Regions from separate parts of the Homo sapiens genome. Here region 2 is linked to region 1. The links are chromatin contacts, found by Hi-C or POLR2A ChIA-PET in ENCODE. All regions are on one chromosome and are shown on one strand. The core of a region is the stretch at or near the end of the contact, and the rest is flanking DNA. Distances in the headings are between cores, read along the strand shown. Region 1 holds the start of LINC01763 (long intergenic non-protein coding RNA 1763). Region 2 overlaps ZNF644 (zinc finger protein 644).

The links. Hi-C counts contacts between places; a loop is a spot of excess contacts on that map. ChIA-PET counts read pairs that join two places held with the same protein, here RNA polymerase II (POLR2A). Pooled maps may share reads with other maps.
Region 2: a map of MCF 10A shows a loop between it and region 1 (5-fold over the local background). The contact joins the enhancer-like site here to the promoter of LINC01763 in region 1. A Hi-C loop is called at or near these places in 9 of 168 maps with a recorded cell type or tissue (Caco-2, IMR-90, MCF 10A and 6 more), 12 of 37 single-sample maps with no recorded cell type and 22 of 50 pooled maps. POLR2A ChIA-PET finds 5 or more read pairs at or near these places in 3 of 52 experiments (GM12878, H1 and PC-9).

Annotation. Positions count from the first base shown.
Region 1 is chr1:90,850,447-90,853,206 of GRCh38, reverse strand. It overlaps LINC01763 (long intergenic non-protein coding RNA 1763), which reads right to left and starts at 1,448. Exons shown (of 2, transcript NR_146610.1): 1 at 928-1,448. It overlaps LINC02609 (long intergenic non-protein coding RNA 2609), which reads left to right and starts at 1,569. Exons shown (of 3, transcript NR_135038.1): 1 at 1,569-1,724. RefSeq lists silencers at 1,431-1,830, 2,121-2,240 and an enhancer at 2,024-2,524.
Region 2 is chr1:90,958,414-90,961,113 of GRCh38, reverse strand. All of the region lies in intron 2 of ZNF644 (zinc finger protein 644), which reads left to right. Among named protein-coding and RNA genes, the nearest start is that of ZNF644, 62 kb to the left of the region's middle. Within about 2 kb of position 1,338, at least 2 of the 41 ENCODE cell types and tissues checked have a DNase peak (open chromatin) inside an H3K27ac peak, as active enhancers do.

The sequences.
Region 1 (2,760 bases), core at 199-2,698:
CACTTTATTACTACAAAGGCATAATTCTAGCTGCTAAATTTTTTTCACAATCAATAACCAGTAGTCTAGGCTCTAAAGCTATGTTTTTCAGGCAAAAGGAATATCACTTGGATGCAAACTAGAACCCTTCTAAAAAATGATTGATAGGTGGTTCATGGATGACTATCTGATGAAAGTTTGTAAGGGGAAAAACTCAGAAGTTCCAGATGTATATTCCTGACCACTGAGAAGGAAAATAACAATGTCTCCATGGCCTGGTCCAGTCAAAATAGCTACCAGGCTGAATCAGTATTTTTTTTTTTTTTTTTTTTTTTGAGACAGAGTCTCACTCTGTCACCCAGGCTGGAGTGCAGTGCAGTGGCATGATCTCAGCTCACTGCAACCTCCATCTCCCCCGCTCAAGAGATTCTCCTGCCCCAGCCTCCCGAATATCTGGGATCACAGGCATGCACCACCATGCCCGGCTACTCTTTTATATTTTTAGTAGAGACGGGGTTTCACCATGTTGACCAGGCTGGTCTTGAACTCCTGACCTCAAGTGATCCGCCCGCCTTGGCCTCCCAAAGTGCTGGGATTACAGGCGTGAGCCACGGCGCCTGGCCTAAATCGCCCTTTCTTATTACTTTCTTAGAACTTTGGGCTATCTCATTTATGAATGATGGAAGAGTTCTGCTGAGGATTTCAATTCAGAAAGCAGGGTTCTCTCTGTGGGTAAACTTCATATCACCCAGACATAATTTCTACCGAACATCATCAATTAAATAACAAGAGAGGAGGTCAACACCTTGAGACCTGAGGAAGAAGAAAAAATACTTATCATTAAGTGTAGGATGCAAACATTCTATTAGAAGCTTAGAAGCAAAGAGTAAGATATTATTTTCGTGGATACAAGAGAAGACAGAGAAAGACAGAGGGAGCGGCCCTTACGACTGATTTGTGTTTACACAATAAGGAAATCTCTCCTCTGGGGTCTCTCCGTAGTTCACAGGGACCCTGCTTCCAGGGGCACGCGTGGCGAAGAGAGTCCGTCCAGAGCTCCAGCCCTCACTGCACTTCCCAGGTGCCAAGACAAAACATCACTGGGTGGGGAGAGAACTGTCATGAGGATTATTCCCCCGCCACACAATGCTGAGCTTCTCTCCCTCTCTTTTTGAAGAAGTGCGTTTATGACTGATCGCTCAACACCTTGTTGGTTCTGATTGCAGAAAACACACCTTATAAATATATGATAACCATCCTGTAATAGAGAGTGTGACAATTTACTTCACAGTGCGTTTCGGGCTGCTAATTGATCGTTTCAGTCCAGGGACGATTTGGAATAAATTATAGCCATCAAAAGGATATCACAGCTCATTTTGGTGGAAGGGTTTCCACGTCGCTTCGCGTTCGTCTCCCGGAGAGAGCAGATTGCACCCGGCGGGCGTTGAGGAGCGGAGGGAGGGGGCAGGGGAAAAGGAGGCCAGCGGGGCGGGGATGGGCCGAAGGGCGGGGCCGGGGGGCGGGGCAGCGTCTCCCGCGGCGGCTGCAGGTCCGCCGCCGGACGGTAGAGGCCTCCCTTCCGAGGAGGCGGTGCTGGGGCGGGCGCAGGACTGCAGGCTGGGGCTCCGCTCCCCGGCGGGAGCCCGCGCGTGGTTCCCAGCGAAGTCCCCGCGCGGCTGGGCCCAGCGTGAGTATTCTCCGCCCGCTGTCCTCCCCCTGGAGGCGGCAGCGCCCGTTTATTTGAGGTGAGAGTCTCCCTCGGGCAGAGGGCCCTGCTTGGGGCGGGGGTGCTTGCGTGCGCGGGGTCTCACCTCCTGCCCGAGGCTTCCCCTCAGTGGGGCTGCTCCGCAGGGCAGACGCGGTGACCCAGGGCGCTGCGTTCTGCGCTCCTGGAGCTGGAGGTAGCGAGGCGTGGAGGCGCCGTGGCCCCGTTGGGGGCTTTGTGTGCACTTGGGGCTCGTGACTCGGATAGCTCTGGTTCCCACGTTGCAGTTGGGGAGGAGGCTAGTGGAGAGACCCAGTCTGGAGGGAGCTGTGCCCACCGCAAACCCCAGGAGAGGGCGTGGAGAGGGCCGGCCCGCCGGGACGGCGCAGCCAGGCGATGCCGGGGTCGCCCGGGGGTCGCTAGGGCAGCGGGTGACGCGCTGTGGAGCGCGGCGAGAACGACGGCCTCTGACCCCGGAGCGCTCGCCAAGGCCACGCCGAGGTGGCTGGACCCTGCCCCTCCCCGCTGCCGGCCTGGGCCCCAGCCTGCCTCAGAGACTTCGATTTCAGTTTCCAGCAAAAGTGTGTGCCATTGTGTGGTGGTCGTGGAGGAGGGAGACCCACGCGCCTGTCTATCGCTGGATGGGATTGGAATTTGAAGAAAAAATGTCCCTACTCCTGTTGCGGGTTCTTGCCTATCTGGCCGCCTCCAGTCCCGCCCACGAGACCTCCAGCTTTCATTTTCTTCCTGAACTAAAGCCCGAGGACTGAGGCCCTTCACGCGTAGCGTAGCCCCCACCCCCGGTGCCCAAAGCCGGCCATCGCACGGCGGTTCTTAGCTTTTTAGTCTCTGTCACGCTAATACATGCTGTTAGTCCAGGTCAGGGATGGTTCCATGCAGGCGATTTTGACAGCAGTCATCATACCAAGCTATTAGGAAGCGTGATGTCAGTGCGTTCTGGAAGGACAGATAATTTATAAACCAGTTCTTGACATGGTATCTTACAAGGAAACATCTGAAGCCATCAGTAAAAGAGGCATTTTAATTCACACACTAAAAATATTTTGTGTTTAGTT
Region 2 (2,700 bases), core at 89-2,588, 110 kb before region 1:
ACCTACATATTTACCACTTGTATCGCTTTTTATTCTTTCCTCCATCTTCATTTCTTCATCTGTGACCATTTTCTGTTTTTGAAGAACACTTTCTATTGTACCCTTTAGTGTAGGTCTGTAGTGAGAAATTCTCTTCATTTTTGTTGTCTGGTCATGTTCTGTATTTCACCCTCACTTTTGGATGATTCTTGTTTAGGATTCTGAGTTGGCAGTTATTTTCTTTTAATGAGGATGTTACTCCTTTGTTTTCTCTGCCTTCTGTTTCTGTTGAGAAATTGTTAGTCTTGTCAATGTCCTCCATCCAAAAAGACTAGCAAGAACACCTGTAGTTGAGCACATTTTTTACTTGTTGCAATGAGGGAGATCACACACTAAAGGGAGCTTTAGGGTGTCTTACTAAGAGGATATTAGAAGGAACCTATTACAGGATTTGGGCTTTGGTTGAGTAGTTTGGAGAGGGTCTAAGGAAGTGGAAATGTGTCCTAGATTGGGTGTCGTCAGGACATGGGACATTTTATGATTGGCTTTCTTTAAACAGAGGTAAAATTCACATTACATACGATTAACCATTTTTAGTGTACAATTCATTGGTATTTAGTGAACAGTAGTCCCTCTTTATCCATAGAGTGTACATTTGAAGACTGCCAGAGGATGTCTGAAACTGCAGGTCGTACCAAACCTTATTGCTGTCAGTCAGACACGTTTCTGTTCATGTCTTTCACCCATACATTTAATGCCTTTTCTGTTTTACCTAAGCTCTTAAAATGCACCACGTTCATAACTTTTGCAGCTTGAGGTGCAACAGGAAAACTTGCACAAATTTCTTTTTCCTTCTTACCAATTCAGCGAGTAGAAGATTTGTTCTTACGTAGATCTTAGCAACCTTAGCATTTTTTTTCTCTTCTTATTGAGAACTTTCACCTTTTTATGTAAAGGAAACGGCTTACAGCTTCTCTTTGACATATCTGAATTGCCAGTATCACTACTTTTGTGCTTTGGGACCATTATTAAGTGAAATAAAGGTTCTTGAACAAAAGTACTGCAATATCATGACAGTCAATCTGATAACCAAGATGATTACTAAGTGACTAATGGGTGGAGAACATATACACTGGACAAAGGGATTATTTATATCCCTCTGAGTGGGATGGTGCAAGATGTCATCAAGCTCCGTAGAATAGCAATTTAAAACCTGTAACTTGCTTATTTCTGAATTTTCCATTTAATATTTTTGGACTGTGGTTGACTTCAGGTAACTGAAACTGTGAAAAGTAAAACTGTAGATGAGGGACTACTGTATTTACACTGTTGTGCAACCACTAGCTCTCTAGTTTCTAAAGTGTTTCATCACCCCATAAAAACACTGCGTATTCATTACGTAATCACTTTCTATTTGCCCCCTTCCATCACCTGGTAAAGTAACCTTTACTTTCTGTCTCTATATATTTGCCTGTTCTGGATATTTCATATGAAAGAAACCATAGAATATGTGACTTTTTGTGTCTGGCTTCTTTTACTTGGCAAGTTGTAGCATGTGCTTCATTTCTTTATGTGGCTAAATAATATTCTATTGTATGGATATACCGCAATTTACATATTATTCCTTAATGAATATTTGAGTTATTTTTACTATTTCACTTTTATGAATACAGTGCTATAAACATATGTGTACAAGTTTTTCTGTGGACATGAGTTTACATTTCTCCTGGATGTATATCTAGGCATTGAATAGCTGGATCATATGGTAATCTAGCTCAACTCTTTTAGGAACTGCCAAACTTATTATCCATACTTATTATCCCACCAGCAGTGTATGAGGGTCTCTGTTTCTCTACATCAATGTCAGTAATTGTTAGTTTTGGTTTTTTCGTTTGTTTATTAAAGCTATTCTAATGGTTATGAAGTGGTATTATTGTAGTATTGATTTGCATTTCTTTAATGACCACGATGTTGAACGTCTTTTTATGGGCTTGGTCATTTATATATCTTTTTTTGAGAAATATCTGTTCACGTCCTTTGCTCATTTAAAAAATTAGGTTGTCTTTTTGTTGTTGAGTTTTTTATGTGTTCTGGATATTAATATATTTCAAATATATTCAATAATACCTGTTGATAAACAAAGGATTTTTATTTTGATAAAGTTCAATTTCTGTTTTTTGTTTGTTTTGTTTTTTGCTGTTCGTGCTTTTGATGTCAAAGAATCCATTGCCAAATCAAGAGTCATGAGGATCCAACCCATGCCTTCTGAGAGCTTTACAAATTTAGCTTTTATATTCAGATTGTTGGTCCATTTTGATTTAGTTTCTGTACCTGGTGTGAGACAGGCTTCCAACTTCATTCTTTTGCACGTGGTTATCCAGTTGTCCCAGTACCATTTGTTGAGAAGACTGTTCTTTTCCCCATTGAATGGTCTTGGCACTTTGTTGGAAATGAATTGGCCATAGACGATTGGGCTTATTTCTGGACTCTTAAATCTATTCCATTGATCTGTATGTCTACCCTGCTTCTACTGCCACATTGATTACTATAGTTTTGTAATCAGTGTTCTGAAATCAGGGAGTGTGAGTACTCCTTCTTTTTCTTTCTCGGTACTGTTTTTGTTGTTCAGGGACTCGTTCAGTTCCATATGAGTTTGAGGATAAGCTTTTACAATCCTGCAAAAAGGCCTTTAGAATTTTGATAGGGATAGAGTTGAATCTG